2 separate regions of the Mus musculus genome follow, and region 2 is linked to region 1. The links are chromatin loops, found by intact Hi-C in ENCODE. Cell type or tissue: heart. All regions are shown on one strand.

What was found. Hi-C counts contacts between places; a loop is a spot of excess contacts. Peaks named below come from ENCODE experiments on the same cell type or tissue, not always from the same donor. Only the 100,000 strongest peaks of a DNase experiment are listed, where the experiment ranks them.
Region 2: a loop joins it to region 1, with 2.1 times the contacts of the local background. A loop is called at or near these places in 5 of 42 quality-filtered maps.

What each region holds. Positions count from the first base shown.
Region 1 is chr3:146,401,245-146,409,244 of GRCm38, forward strand. Ssx2ip (synovial sarcoma, X 2 interacting protein) reads left to right here and starts at 3,398. Exons shown (of 14, transcript NM_001355661.1): 1 at 3,398-3,691. In heart, no CTCF peak of the experiment used is centred here; a DNase peak (open chromatin) is centred at 3,337; H3K4me3 peaks cover 3,169 bases; H3K27ac peaks cover 3,109 bases.
Region 2 is chr3:146,446,627-146,454,626 of GRCm38, forward strand. It overlaps Ctbs (chitobiase), which reads left to right and starts at 3,841. Exons shown (of 7, transcript NM_001293672.1): 1 at 3,841-4,004; 2 at 7,721-7,859. The coding sequence starts at 3,876. In heart, a CTCF peak has its summit at 3,869; a DNase peak (open chromatin) is centred at 3,815; H3K4me3 peaks cover 1,325 bases; H3K27ac peaks cover 970 bases.

The sequences.
Region 1 (8,000 bases):
GGCAGCATTACATATGCTTTCTTTAATTTTTCTGGAGAGGAAAACAGCTCAAGGGAAGCTGTAAGCAAACCCCTGCCTAACCCACTTTTCCTGGCCATACCAAGTGATTCTCTCAAGCCCAGAAAGGTCCCTTTCAGCTTTGGGCTACAGATGTCGCTCTGTCTTCTTTCAGACTACCGCCTGGAGTACTTCCCTTGTCCTGTGTATCAGTCAGGATCTTCTTGTCTAAGTAACTGACTGAATACCTGACCCCAAAGCCTTAACAATGAGCCTTGCACTACTTCTTGTGAGTAGCAGTCCGGAGCTATTGTGCAGAGCCGCCAGGGTCAATTTTAGCCATTTGGCGACACGTGGATTCTACGGTTCTCTTTGTGCTTTTGTCTCGCAGCTGTACCATGTGCTACCACAGTTCTAAATGAGTCTGAAACTGGAGGGGGCCTGGCAAGGTGTGAGGAGAAAGACTCCTTATGGTCTGGCAGGAGGGAGAGCTCCCCTCCAAGGGCCCTTCTCCTTCTTCCTATTATGTATGGGCTGGAATTGGCTTCTGTGCTCAGCCCCTCAATCTGTCCCTGCCAGAGAGGGACAAAGCACAAAGGTTTGGATCAGTGGATCTCAAGGGATGCTCTGTGGCACCCTTGGGAGAGTCTCCCCCAAAACCCTCCAAAGGGAATCTATTAGGGCAAAGCTACTTTGGCTGTAACATTGAGACATCTGCCTTTCTCACTCTGTCTTTTATGAGTACACAATGGAGTGTTCCAGAGACTACCAGAAATAGCGTCACAGAATGTAGGAACGACTTGAAAATTTGTATGCCTTCTACCATGTCTTTGCATGTAAAGATGTATGCAAGATTTTAAATACCATGGGATTTTAAAGGAATATACATTTTCATTAAAATCTGCTATTTGTGTTGAGATTGATTTTTGTTAGTTTTTTTTTTTTCCAAGTTTTATTTCCGTGGCATGGTACTTACCCATGGATAGATGTTACCTATACAAAGGACAGCGCGTCTGGGAGACTTGGTACTGTACTGTGTGAAGCATAGCAGATTGAGCTAGCTGACTTAGCAACCCAGGAGTGAAGGCTCCTGGTTTTGTTGCCATGGTGAAGTGGTGATACATTTAAATGACTGTTTCAGAGGCCAAGGACCAGCCTCGGAGAGAGGAGAGGCGAGGAGGGAGGAGGCGTGTTTGAGAGCAGCAAAACAAAACAAAACAAAACACAAAAGCAAAAAACAAACAAAACCCAAACCAAAACAAACTAAACCAACCAAGCAAACAACCAAACCAACCAACCAACCCCTGGACGTGAAATGGTGGTGGGCCTTACAAGCTAAGTGCTCATGTTCTGCTCAGGACAGCTTTCCAGAAAGCCCTCTGCACAAGGCAGCTTTCTCTGGCTAGAAAAACAATCCTAAAATCTCTCTGAATAGCTCATCTCTTGTAGACCAAAAGCCCAGTCTTCTATTTGCATATCAATTAAGCCATTTATTCCAGGTTCCCTTTTGATTATCCCAAAAATCAGCATTCCCTGACCCAGCCCCTTCATTTTTAGAGACAGCTAGCACAGTTTTGATTTGTTTTTTTTTTTTTTAACACTGCAAGTGAATTCAGAGATCAGTCTGTCTTTGTAAGCACAGACAATAACTTAGCTGGGTGGGATTCTGTCATGAGATTACCATTCTGACCAAGCCTGGACCTAAATTAGATTTGTCCCAGGTTGACCTTGAACTCAGGGATCTGCCTGCCTTTGTATCTTTCTGACAAACTGGCTTATAGTGCAGCTGCCTCTGTTCTTTTAGGTCTGGGAAGCCCCTCATATAATTCATATCGCATCTTCATGTTTTGCTTGGTTGAGAAATTTAGTCTTGAACTCACATTTTCAGAGTTCTTTCCCACAGCCTTTTAAGGGCAGCCCTGAAGGTCACAGTGTTTACCGTGTTTGCTAAGGACATACTTTTGCCTCCCAGACTTGCGCTGTCTCTGATTATCATTAACCTTAACGGGGAGCATTCCCTGATGGAGGAACATAGAATATGTACATTATTATACAAACAAGCCTTATGCCCACAGCAGCCATTGAACATTCATGGAGGCCCGTGCCCTGCTCTCTCTGTTCCAGGGGTGGGACCATACCATGCTGTCCCTTGCACGGCCAAGCCGGACTCAGCATTTAAAGAATAAATGCCACGTTAAGATGTTTCTTGAGAGAGGAAAAGGAGTGTTTTGGAGAGTGGACAAGGGAACTTTCAGAACACCCCCTCGGATGCAGAGGGAGCAACCTCACCCCACTAATGGTCTAACTTCGAGAGTAAGACAGTCATTGGCAGTAATTTCTCACTGGCACTGTGCTCCAAAGCGCCTTTGTAATGATGTATCCTTGCTACCTGTATTTAGCATCCAATCTCCTTCAAATCCATTGTTCATTTCTGCACTCTGATCTTCTACCTAGCACTGTGGGCATGTGTAGTCCTTGTTCCTCTCTGTCTTGTTCTTCTGTGGCAGTGGTGTATTTCTTGTGTTCCTTTTACGATGTTTTGTTCTCACAGGAGCCACTTAACCCCAAACCTCTTTTTTTTTTTCCTCTTGAGTAAACAGCTTGCTAGAACCCCACCACCCTACCCTTTACTAAGGTTTCTCCATTTTCCTTTCCCAGGGGAACTTTAGGTGAAAATAGTAGGGAGAGGCAAGTGGATTTGGCCAATTGCCACTGTCCTACATTTTCTTGGCACTCATGGAGAGGGCCTAGGGAGTTTTTCATCAAGGTCTAGTTCACAAGTACCTTTTCTTAGTTTCCCTTTCCAGCTGTCTCCTCCCTAGGTCCCTTCCTTTGCCTTAGTTTGTTTTATTCACTACTTGAGCTTCTCTCATAACGCCCAGGCTAGCCTCAAGCTGCCAATGACCTTGTACTTCAATTCTGCCGGATCACAGACCCTCACATGCGTTCTGTGCAGTCCTGAGGAATGAACTCGGGGTTTCACGCGCACTACCCTGGCCCTGGTTTTACACGGATTTCTGTGCATTGGCGCATTGATTCCAGAGGCCACTACCTTCCTTCTCCAGGGCCTGACCTAATTCTGGAATGCCCCGGTGTCTCTCCGTTCTGGGGAGCGCACCTGGTTCTCCAGAGAGCATTGGGGTTCAGGGGTGGCCTCAGAGGCCCGGCTCTAAAGCGGCTAGGACCCTCCTCTTGTCCCCGTGGAGAGCTGGGGGCGGGGAGCAGCGGCCGGGTGACCCCGGGTGTAACAGGTGCGGTAGCCGCAGCTGCGCGGGGGAGAGCGGCTTGGCGTCTGCTGGGGGTTGTCGGAGGCTAGTCCTCGCTGGACCAATGCGGGCCGCGGTTGTTCGTCGCCTGGCAACCGGCGGAGCCAATGGGCGGCGCCAGCGCGGGGCGGGGTGGGATGGGCGCCCGCCGAGGAAAGCGGCGAGAGGCGGGCCGGGCGGACCGGGCGGGCTGGAGGCTGCGCGGAGCCGCTGCGTGCCGCCGCGGGTGCGGGCCCGCGGGCTGCGGGAGGCGTGAGCCGCTCCCGGAGCCGTGACGGTGAGCGGCGGGATTGTGACGCGCAGGCGGGGAGGAGGGCACCGGGCTGGACGTGGACGCAGGCACCGGGGCCGACTCTGGGCGGGCTCGTCGCGGCCGTTGCAGCGGTTGGAGAGCGTTGCTGCCCGCCGCCTGCAGCGGAAAGTGCGAGGTAGGTGCTGGGGGGGCCCCGCGCCCTTTCGGGATGCGGCGCGGGCGCGCGCGGGGTCCCTTTGGCCCGACCGCGCGGGCTTGGCGAGTCCTCCGAGGCTGCCGCAGGACTTAGCGAGTGAGGTCTGCCGCTGCTGCAGGGGTAGGTGGCTCATAGTGGTCCAGCCCCACGTTTAGGGGAAGAACTTACATCATCGCAGGGGCAGGCTTGTTTGAGAAATTATTTGGCCCCGGATTTTCCAGTGGTGTAGAGTGCGTAAATGGTGAGCTCTGTCCGGGTCAGCACATATTTCTCCTGGTGCAGATTGCTGGGTTATGCAAGTCACCTGGGCCCAGGAAATAAAACTTGCCCAATAATTCCCCATCAGCACCAGTAGAGGAATCTTTACATTAATACCCACAGTTCAGGCTCCTTAGTCCTGCGTGTCAGATTCATAACCAGCCACGCCGATGCAGTTGTGAGAGCCGGGAGTTTCTTCTAGAATCCAGGCTGGATGAAAGGTGGAGCCCAAGGATGAGAGCCTTCTGGATTTGATATTTGCTTCAATTCAGTTTAGAGTCCAGGCCTGGAGTTAGCTGAAAATAGTGCTACCATGGAGCCCGCAAGGTTCCGGAGGAAAACCTTTCTAGTCCCAAATTTGATCTTGAACGGAAAGGTCTGTATATGACGTGACACATTTACGAGGCTGGATAAAATTCAAAACCGTCGATCCAGCTAGCAAAACTTAAGCCATCCAATCTCCTTACTCCCCAAGAGCCTGTGGGCCCACGAAGCTTAGAGTGTTCATTCAAACTAAACAAGAAAAGCTGTGCTCCCAGTCGACACTTTGTCCTGCCCGGTGTGCACAGAAGTTCCTCGTACAAAGTGGCTCTCTGAGAGGATTAGGAATGGATAGAATTCAAACCGGGGCGTTTTCTTTGGTAACTGTTGGGGCCCCTACAGCCTGTCATTTTACACCCTTCCTTTCCTTCTTGTTCTCCATCTGTACAGGGAAGATAATAGGTCCAGGGATTAAGTAACAGGGCCACAGCAGCTTGGAGATAACTGCTGGGGCCGGGCCACTCCAGGATGAAATGTGAAACTCGATCCATGACACACTTGAGCCTTGTGACAAGACTTGTTAAGTCCACAGCATCCTAGGCTTGCTCAGGCAGGTGTACGCACCATGGAAAAGTTAACTGTTCATGTTAGCCCAGAAGGCCTCCAACCCAGCCCAGTCAAATTATGTACTTGGGCTCTCTTAAAATGGGAAAACTGGACAAACCAGCTTGTCGGCCCAAACCGGTTAGGATACAGATTTTGTGAAAGTGCCCTCACTTAGCATTCAGCTAGAGAGAGGGGGGGGAGAGAGCGCCTAGAAAACACTTTTCCACAGGGACTTGAATCATGTTTACATTGGAGCAGTAAGCCCCCCCCCCTCCCACACACACACACTGCTCCTGTCTTTATCCCAGCTCCCTGGGAGGCTAAGGTAGGGGATACGCGTGAGTTTAGGAGTCCCAGACAAAGTAGAACAACATACAGATCTTCATAAAAAACAAACACCTTTCATTCTGAACGACCTCACACGTTCCTTGGGGAACCAGACCAAGCCGGGCCATGCACATGCAAGGCTAGGGTTCTGTTGCTGAGCAGTGAAACCCGGTGCGCCTTGATTCTGAGGCAAGGCTGCCTTGTTACTAGCTTGCCCAAGCAGTCCTTGAACTTGCAGTTCTCCTGCTTCAGCCTCCCAGAAGCTGGGCTTATAGGTTTCTAGGCTCAGTTTCAAAAGTGATTTTTAGTGTTAGCTTCCTGTATCTTTTACAGTAGCTGTGGACTCACCTTGTTGGCTTAGCCATTAGTTCATAACGAGGCTGTGTGAGTCTGTTGTGTGTCTTGGGCAATTATGGTTAGGTGGTTGTGAGCGTACATCTTACCTTAAAGCCATGAGCCTATAGAATGAGACAGTAGAGAAACACACCATCCATTATTAGTAATGGAAAAACCTAGATTGATACCATGTGATGCTGGTCCAATATTTTGTGTAGGAACAGATTTGTTGTTTGTTAATAAATCTATTCTTTCAGTAAGCATTTATTGTCAGACACTCAGCTGCTACTTGCCAGGCCCAAGGACAAAAAGATGTGTTGCTCTGAACATTTTGTACTTTAGGAGGTTTTGTGTGGAGAAGGGGAGAAATGCAAATGTGGGCGGGCTTTAGGAAAGAAGGCCTTTCAGTTGTGTCCTGACAGGCGCTCGCCAAGCAACTGTGCGTTGGGCACAGCAGAGCAGGTGCAGGTTACAGGTGGTTGGTGTCGTCCATGTGCAGCCGGAGCTGCATTAGCGACAAGCGTTAAGAACAGCGCTGTGAACCTTGACCAGAGGGCAATAAGGAATATCTAAAGGGTTTGTTGGGGATTATATTGCTTCTGATGTAGTATGTCTGCCTAGGTAATAATTTGCATAGTCCATGGCCTCTGGACCTTGATGGTCTAGATAATACCTGAAAGCTTTTCACCAGGCACGTAATTGAAGCTGACAGGAGCCTTGGAAATGCAGCGATGGCTGTCTCAGGCGGGTCTTTGTTAAGTTGTCTTCTGTGCCAGGACTGGAGATCTAGAAGCAATGAAGATGCAGTCACCAGCAAAACCAGTCTTGGCCCGGGGCAGACCCTGAGGGATGGGAGGTCCAAAAATGTCAGGCGGAAGCCGTGTGGGATTCAGAGATGAGACGCTGGAATCAATAGCAAGTCTTAATGGAAACTGAACAGAACTGTCTGACTACAGCTGTATGAATGTCCTTCCTTCCTAGTCTCTCTAGTCAGGTGCTCCATCCATCACCACAGGACAGGTCCTGTTTGTAATGCAAGAGGGATGCTACTACTATGTATGACCTACTTCCTGTTGTAATCAGTTGTGCTTTACATACGTGTGCCATGGTAATACATATAGAAATAGTGAGCATATGGAACACCCACTATGTGTTATGTTTGTGATTAGCCAGGCCTGGTGGCACATGTAAAATCCTTGCACACTGGAGGCCAGAAAGACAGATTTTGAGTGTGAGGCTATCCTGGGCCTCGGAAACCCCTGTCTCAAAACCAAGGCAAGAAAACTATAGACACACTGATCAAAAGCTTTAATTGAGGGAACATGTCACAGGCAGGATAAGGGCATTGGCTCGTCCATGTGCCCAGGTACCTAGAATGTGACTTGTGTACCTAGAATGTGACTCCACACAAAATCACAAGTACTGAAAATAAAGACGTGGGTGAAGCATCTTGAGTTTTGTTTGTTTTTTGTTTTATGGAACTGGATTGTGTGGCTCTCACAGGTGAATTTTGTGGATGATAATTTCATTTCACAATGTCAAAAGGTTGGCTGTGTCTGCCCTCAACTGTAACCTCCATTGAACACTTCTGTAAGCATCCCTGTGAGCTCTGCCCTGACCTTGTCTCCACATTCTCCCAAGTCCAGTTTCATTAGTCTTATTCGTCTGCCCTGCGTGACACTGGGCCTAGTACCAACACAGGCTTTTACTTGAGAGAACATGTCCTTCCTACCCAGCTCAGGTTGTCCAGCTCCTATTTTTGTCCTCTGTGTGTGTTTCCATCAAGATGCCCATAATGACCGCAAACTACTTCATTTGCCGAGTCGTTCCTGAGGACTTTTTTTTTTTTTTTTTATAAAAGTGACCTGTGCTTCTTATATAATGAAAACTGGACCTGGGTATTGAAGTGGAAACTTAAGGGCTCTTTGGAGAGTCAGTTGTGATGGAAGGTGTTTTGCTGGGGCAAGCACATGAAGGAATGTTTAGCTGAAATGGACACAGGTGAGAGGCTAAGGCAGACTCGTGAAGGAAGGTTTAGCTGAAGCAGACACAGGAGGAAGGATGTTCTGCTAAAGCAAGCACATGAAAGGACACATGATGAAGGAGTCTTTGCTAAAAATACACGTTTTGGTTCGTCTTACACTGCATAGTTGAGCTGCATTTGTCAGAACCCCATAGAGAGAAACACACTAAAAAACTTCTGGTAGTATGCTGCAGTTTCTTCTGTGGACTCGGGCTGATTGGCAGAATGATGTCAACTGAGGCAAGACCTGTGGAGGACATGTGATATTTGGAGAGAGCAGAAAAAGGACTTAAGCCGGGCGTGGTGGCAGAGGCAGAAAGATTTCTGAATTCGAGGCCAGCCTGGTCTACAGCATGAGTTCCAGGACAGCCAGGGCAACACAGAGAAACCCTGCCTCAAAAAACCAAAAAGAAAAAGGACTCAACAGATAGTGACAGAGGCTGAGCTAGGCTTGCTTATAGAGCTAGCTGTGCAACG
Region 2 (8,000 bases), 45 kb after region 1:
CACAACCATCCGTAATGAGATCTGGTGCCCTCTTCTGGAGTGTCTGAGGACAGCTACAGTGTACTTACATATAATAAATAAATCAACAAATCTTAAAAAAAAAATAAAAAAAAATAAAAAAAAAAGAAAATTAAGGCAAATTTCTATTATTTTAACTAGAATTCTGAAAGAATTCCTTCCATTCTATATCCTGAATGATGTGGAAGAAAACTGGCATTACAAACTATCTGGTAAATAAAAACTGTTACATGTTAAACTGACTGCCCTTAAATTCATGTTGAATTCCTAACCCCTAATGTCTCAGCAATGAGGCTCCCTCTCTATTAAAATGAAATCAACATGGCTTCTATTGCAATGGCTGGTGTCTATAGAAGCAAGGGAAAATGTGAACATGGACATATGAAGAAAAAAGATCGTGTGAACATGAAGATGACTTTTCACAAGCCAAAAAGCAAGGCTAGGACAGATTTCTCCTGTAGCCTTTAGAAAGACCCCCCACCCCCACCCCAGATAATCTTGCTCTTGGACATCTAGAATCATGGAACAATAAATATCTTGTTATTGCTTCATTCATCTCCTTTAGGGCACTTAGTTATTGCAACTTTAGTATGCTAATGCATACAAGATTGTGACCATCTCCAAGTGTGGGGGCTGTGGTAAAAAGTGCTAGAGATGAGCTATAAACAGAAGGCTTCTGTCCGCTCTTCAGCCTTGGCATGCTGACCTGGCCATCAGGACGGGCTCAGTCTTGATTGGTTTCCATCAGGTGGAAACAGATTCCTTTTCATGCCAACGAAAGACACGGGCAAATACTATGTTTGCAGATTTGTCAGCCTGTTCTCTAAGCCTCTCAACTTGAAGTCCAGGAAAGGCACAGCGTCTCCAAATCTTTGCATCCAGGATGGACTGACTTAGTAAGAAGCAGTTTTATAGGATGAATCTGTCAAACAGGTTAGGTTTGCAACATTAGTAAAAGGCGAGAATGAGAGTGGGTTTTACATTAACTACCAAACCAACGTAGACAGAGGCTTTTACTCATAGTGGATTTATTATAATCCCACATGGGTAGGACAGGCACAAAGGCGCATCTACTTCTGCAAGTAAGTTATGCAGTATGCTGCATAGACCTGCTCATGCTGGAATGTCTGTAAGTGCCACACACCCTGTCCTTAGAGTCACAATGACCTTAGAGTGGATGATGAGTCAGGATCTAGGGGTGTGAGTTAATTTGTTTAGCTAGAGAGGAAAGATTTAGAAATCAGAGGAGGCAGAAATGTTAGCTGTCTGTTTTCAAATGTGTGAAGAGTACCTTACTCTTACAGAGAGACCTGTTTCCAGAAAGTTCCCCAGATCAAAGGCCAGGAATGAGAAGATAATTTCCAGCCCAAGGTTAAGAAACTATCTGCAATTATTAGTCTTTACAATGCTGGGTTGGTTAGTAAACATTCTGAAAGAGCCACGCAACAGCTGAAACCTATTTCCTTTTGGCTTTTGGTTTTTGTAAGACAGGATCTCACCATGTAGCCCTGGCTGGCCTGGAACTATGTGGACCAGGATGGCCTTGACCTCAGCAGCAATCTGCTTGCCTCTGCTTCCTGAATGCTGGTACTGAGGACATGTGCTACAATTCCTGGCTTTGAAACCTACTCCTTATGGAAGGGAAAGATGGGTGTGAGGTAGGCCGGAGGACCTACTCTTAAATGCCAGGTAAGAATGGCCATGTGATTCCAGAAGGGGATGATGCCCTGTGCTGCAGGCTTTGTGTGAGTCTTAAACTGTCAACCTAATGCTGACAGTTTCCTCTATGTCAGGAAAATAGACTGTAGACTTGCCCAACCCATTGAGATTGCCGAGTGGAGTGGAGGCGCCGTGGCCCGGGGATGCTGTGCAGTTTTACAGGAGCCGACAGATTACTTGCTCAAAGGCCAGATAAGGACGGGCTCTGGGGCAGCTTGAAGACTTCCCCGCCCTGATGGAGAGTGGAGACGACTTGGCATCCATGTTAAGGTTGCTGACGTGGAGCTACATTGTCCAGGGTGAAATCTTAGCTCCACGCCTTACCACTGAGGCACATACCAGGTTTTAGGTGGAAAACCCCTGAAGAACAAGAGTACCTATTAAGGCAAGGTCAGGCCAAACCCCTGCTTCACACTTAGCATCATCAGATCCTCGGAACATCCGCCTGTGGGTCAGCTTCGCTGCCCGTAAGACAAGGCTGAAAAGCACACCTGCTTTACACGGCTCCTACTCTGATTGGACAGTGAGGGTTCAGTCCAGATCAGAGCCTGAGAGGAAAAGTAGCCGAGCAAAAGTCCTTCACCACCACGTTCATCAAGCCTTTAAAGGAGGGACCCTGATAGTGTTAACCGTCAGCCTGATGTTGGGCATGCCTATCTACAATCAAGTTAATTGTGGTGGGGAGACTCTGTCTGCCACTCTGGCTGCACCATTTTCTGAGGTCGTTTCAAGACTGCATTATGAAGAGGAAGGCCAGCTCAACATCTGCATGCATGCCTGCATCCTGTTTTCTGACTGTGACCGGCTGCTTCAAGACCCTGTTGCCGTGACCTCTTTGCCATAGTAGACTGTACCTTGAACTGTGAGCCAGGAAAAAAAGCTATCTTAGTTACTTCTTAATCACAGCCACAGGAAGAGAAACGAAGACAAGAAAGCAAACCTGGTTTCCAGCCTTTCCAGTCTGCCAGGATTAGAAATATATTAATTTGTTCCCGAGTATCCTTTGCTTTCCGCTCTTCTGAGAGAGCTCAGAGAGATCCTTGCTTTGACAACATTTTGGTTCTGGGAAAAGAATTTACATCATTTAAATTTTTATTGGTGTTTAGGGAGTGTACAATAAATTTAAACTCATATGCTATAATGGGTGTTTTAATTGTCATTATGAGTTTAATGACATTCAATTTCCTTTATAGCCATAAAGAGAATTTTTATTCCTGTTGCTACTTAAACAGAAGAATTCCCCAAAGAAAATGCCCAAATCTTCAAAGTGCGTTCTCCTTCCAGCATTCAGTACACGCTGAGCAGAGCAATCCAGGTCACACCCCCAGGACCTGATGACCCTGTTAGAGCCCCCTTCCCTATTCTCATAGCCAAAGGAAAGGCTTTTCTTGAGGTCATATCTCTCAAGCAAAATCACCGCACAGAGTTTATCTTTAAATTCTCTTTATTTAATGCTGGAAAATCACAATACACACTTAACCAAACATCTGGTAAATTGACAATAATATCACCCGTCCATTTTACATTTTAAAAAATACCCTGTGTAGAGACTTGGAAAAGAATGGTCTCAAACCGATTGAAGTTTAAAAAAAGAAAACAGGAGCTCTTGGAGTTTTACAGTGAACGTACTATTTACTACAAGCCAAGCACTGTGCTGAGCTATATTGGCAGGGGTGGGGTGCGGGGAGCAACGCCAAGCAAGAGATTCAAAATCAATTGTAAGATGAATGAGCAGAAAACGTTCAGACCACACAATCATGAAATGGTGTAGAGTGATGTAGAGTGATGGAGAGAATAAAAGTGGTAGAGTTACCTGCGAGTTACCCGGGTCAAGACTGTTTACCTAGCCCTTCCTAGCACTGGAGTGTAAGGAAGACCCCTGTCACATCTTACATTTACTCATAGGTAGTGCCCCCAGCAGCCGGGGTGGGATCCCAGTCAATTGGCTGCAAGTCCCACTTCTCCACAAAGTCCAGCATCAGCCCCGCCTTCTAGGGCCCACCTACCAAGCAGCAGGCTGGGTCGCTCTCCGTTTAGCATCAGGCCACGCCCCTCAGCAGAGACTCCGCCCCGCCTGCCCATAGGACATCAGGGCCCGCCCTTCAAGAGGCGTCATTCCCGCAGCCTCCACCCCAGGCATGGCGCTGTGTGGCCTCCCGGAATTCACTCTGCTGCTGCTGCCGCTGTTGGCACGGCTCTCGGCCGGGGACTGCCCGTGCTCCGAGGCTGCTCTCTGCCAACCGATCCGCCACCGTCCCGACTTCGAGGTCAGCACTCATTTGCCCGTCGGTCTGATACTCAAGGCTGTAGAAGTTGTGCGCTCACTGAGTAGCCTTAACCACCAGAGTCTTCCTCTTTTTAGATTTCCTTCAGAGGTTGGGCAACTTCCCAGGCCGCAGACTGTGTAATGCTCCTGCCTCATCAGATTCCCGAGGCCAGCTCCTCCCGCTAACCGCTCAGCCACCTGCGGGGAGGGTAGGAGAACCGGTTCTCGGTTTCCAAGGCAATGCACATTTAGTAGGAAAGTGTCCACCTCCAAAAGTACATCCGAAAGCAGGATGTTCTGCTAACCTTTGTACTTGGTACGGATTAGTTCTTTCGTTTATGGACAGTCACCCACCCAGGAAAGCGGCAAAAACAGCTATTTGAGTCCATTTTTCTTTAACCCAGCAGAATGGCGTATAAAGCTTACGGACTTACCACGAAGCATTGGTAAAATCGCGTGACCGAAGTTGATGACAGTGGCTGGACCTGGGGGTCAGCGATGTCAGGGGGTCCAGTCTCAAAAAATTTGTACAAAGAAGGAACAGTTGATGGGTCTTAAACTTATATTTGGTTTTGAGACATAGATATTTAAATGCTTGTGTTTGCATACATTGTTTAGAAAAATAGTGACAGTATTTTTGTAGACTGCCTACTGTGGAAACTGGACATTTTTTAAAAAGAAAAATTTAGGTGCATTAACGTTTCTTTGAGCAAGGGTCACTAGTAGCACTCAGATCATTAAGATCAGAAATTAAAGTTTTGGGAGAGAAAGAATTAGCTGTTTGGCAATGGATAGCTGTTACTTTTAGTTTCTGGTCCGGTGGATCTTTCCTACTGTGGTAGTTTGAATGGGAATGGCCCTCATGGAGTCATGTGTTTACATGCTTGTCCCATAGGAAGTGACACATTAACAGGTGTGGCCTTGTTGGAGGAAGTGTGTCACTGTGGGGATGGGCTTTGAGGTCTCCCATGCTCAAGCTCGGTCTAGAGTGGCTCAGTCTTTGCCCTGCTGCTTAGAACTCTGAGCTCCCTCGCCAGCATCACGGCTGCCTGGATGCTGCCATGATGATAAGGATTAAACCTCGGAACTGTAAGCCAACTCCAATGAAATGTTTTCCTTTATAAGTTTTGCAGTCATGGTGCTAATTCACAGCCAAAGAAGCCCTAAGACACCTGCTTAGAGATTAGCTGACTGGTTCTGATTGGCTAACTAGGAACTCAAGGGACTTGCTCAGCTGTTTCAGCCTAAAGCCCCTCCCCTCAATTAAGTGGTTTTATAACAATCTGATTTATTGCGGCACTCAACACTTAGTGGGTGATATAGTATTTGTGAGAATTTGTCATTACATGCTAAGAAAATTATACTCATCCATAAACTCGTAGTAAATGAGGCCTCACTAGCCTTTTGCTTCTTGAAATGAGAAGAGTGTAGATTATAAGAGTCTCCTTCCCCACTACATATATTTGTGTGGCAGAATTACAGGGGACTGACCTATGCTTTGAGAATGAACCCGTTTGTACTGGCAAATTTTATGCCAATTTGACACAAGCTAGAGTCACCAGGGAGGAGGAATCAATTAAGAAAATGCCCCCATCCAATCTGGCCATAGGTTAGCCTATAGGACATCTCCTGAATTAGTGATTGGTGGAGGAGGACCCAGCCTATTATGGGTGGTGCCTTTCCTGAACAGGCAGTCCTGGGTTCCATGGCGGTAAGGAGACTTTTTCCCTGACCTCTGCATCAGCTCCTGCCTCCAGGTTCCCACCCTGTTTGAGTTCCTTTGACGATGAACAGTGTGATATGGAAATATAAGCCGAATAAACCCTTTCCTCCCCAAGTTGCTTTGGTCAGTGTTTCATCACAGTTAATAGTCACTAAGATACCATTCCCCACCATGGACATCTGACACCCCTCCCTTTGTGTTCTCAAGATTGAGAGTAGTTGCTATTAGATCACAGGCCCTACCTAGTTGGGTTTTGTTTTGTTTTTAACAAGTTGAGTCTTAAATATGAGAATTAAAACACTGAGCTATCCAGTTTCACATTCTGTGTGTAGTAACTTTATTAAATGGTTGCTTGACAGAAAAAAATGAACTGCGCATAGTTAATTCGGAAAGGTAAAGGCATGCGAATATTCAATGACAGCCTTAACAATTATGGTTGTTGCTCTGCACAGCCCTTACTGGTCCATTCTCCTGTGGGCCCCTACATCTCTATTTTCAGTGCCAGTATAATGTGCCACCCCTTCTTGAAACTCTAATGGAACTCCAGAAAAATGAACAATTCTGTGGTCCTCAAATACTGCTTGAGAATACCACCTAGTTAATTTTATATTGTTCCTTTCTCTTTCAGCATTTCTGTGTCGTAGCTACCTTTTCAGGTCCAGAATCTCAGAACTCTTTTTAGTTGTGGGGAACCTGAGTTGTAGGAACTTTGTTCTAATCTGCAAATGCCCACTCGCCTGTAGGCTATCTTCTTTTGTCATCCTCCAGAATGCAGAGGTCCCCTCCCATGAAGCCATCGTGGATGGTTTCTTTCACCACCTAGATAGCAGATTCCTTGGACGTGGAATCAAGGCCCCTACATTTCCTTCCAGGCCTTGATGCTACTGTCATTTCCTAATGGATCTTGGTATTTGTTAACCTCTGTGCCTCTAGCGCCTAGCAAAACACCTCTCCTACATTTTCATTAAGGTTAGCTCTCTCCATAAATGAATACCGTCAGGTAGAAGGAACATGGCCAGTGAAGCTTTTGTGCTTCTAGGATCATCTCTGAGGGAGAAACACTGGAGGGACATTAGCTACTTTAAACTTGGACTTGACTACTCTTCTAAGTCGGCTTCATTCAAAAGCACACGTAGCAACTTAAGCAGTGTCCATGGCTCCATCTGAAACAGGCAGAAGCTTGAAGATCAGCAAACTCTGTGAGCTCTGGTGCTCCACCCTTTGCTGAGGTCTCACTCATGAGTTCTGGCCACATTCATCCAAACTCGTCCCCTTCGGTGGTTCCAGTGTGGGTCCCTCTTTAATCCATTCCTCATTTCAGCACAAGGGAATTTTCTAGGATGCATTCCTTTTCCTTTGAAAAAATACTTGTGTCTAAATATTAGGTGAGGAGTATTTCAGGCAAAGAACACATAAACCATACAGATGTAGAGCTGGTGGTTCTCCTCATGTCAATGGTCACACTTGTGTGTTTATAAAAATATAATCGACAGTAAAAGTACGAAACCTTAAATGAAGCTCCGTGGCTCCAAAAGGCCACCCAGTCTGTAGAGAAGTTCACGGAGTTGCAGTCTGAGTGGCTACCTTAAGCTAGACGAGTGAGGTTTTCATGTGAGTCCATTACAATAGGTGGTTTTATTAAATAAAAATGGTTTTGTTCTCCCCATTTCCCTCAGGATACTAACTTTTCAACAGGGCTGGCTTTCATGAATTACCCCAGATTCAACAGTCTGTGTTTTATGCTTTTTCTAAATTCTAGGTTTCTGCCATACTGAACATTTATAGTCACTGTGTTTTTTTCTGTCTTCAGGCCTCAACACTAGCCAGTACTTCTTCCAGGTCCATGCAACCACCAGTATAATACACTGGTAACCTGATGTCTTCGTATTACACTCAGTGCCCACTGCCTGACATATGGAGGTGGTTCAAGTATCTGGATGTCAGTATGATAGCCTCAGTTTAAGTGCCAGTGTCTACCCCTGTTTTCCTGGCAGGTCTTTGTATTTGATGTTGGACAGAAAACCTGGAAATCTTATGACTGGTCACAGATTACAACTGTGGCAGCTTTTGGAAAATATGACCCAGAACTTATGTGCTATGCTCATTCAAAAGGAGCCAGGGTAGTGCTAAAAGGTATGTTTTCAGCAGACACACGTCTAGCAAATGCAAAAAAAAAAAAATGTGTACTGTTTACTATATATAGTCCTTTTTATGCCTCTTTTATTCAAAACCTTAGTTGTAGATACCACTAAATCTATTCCACAAACACAGTTT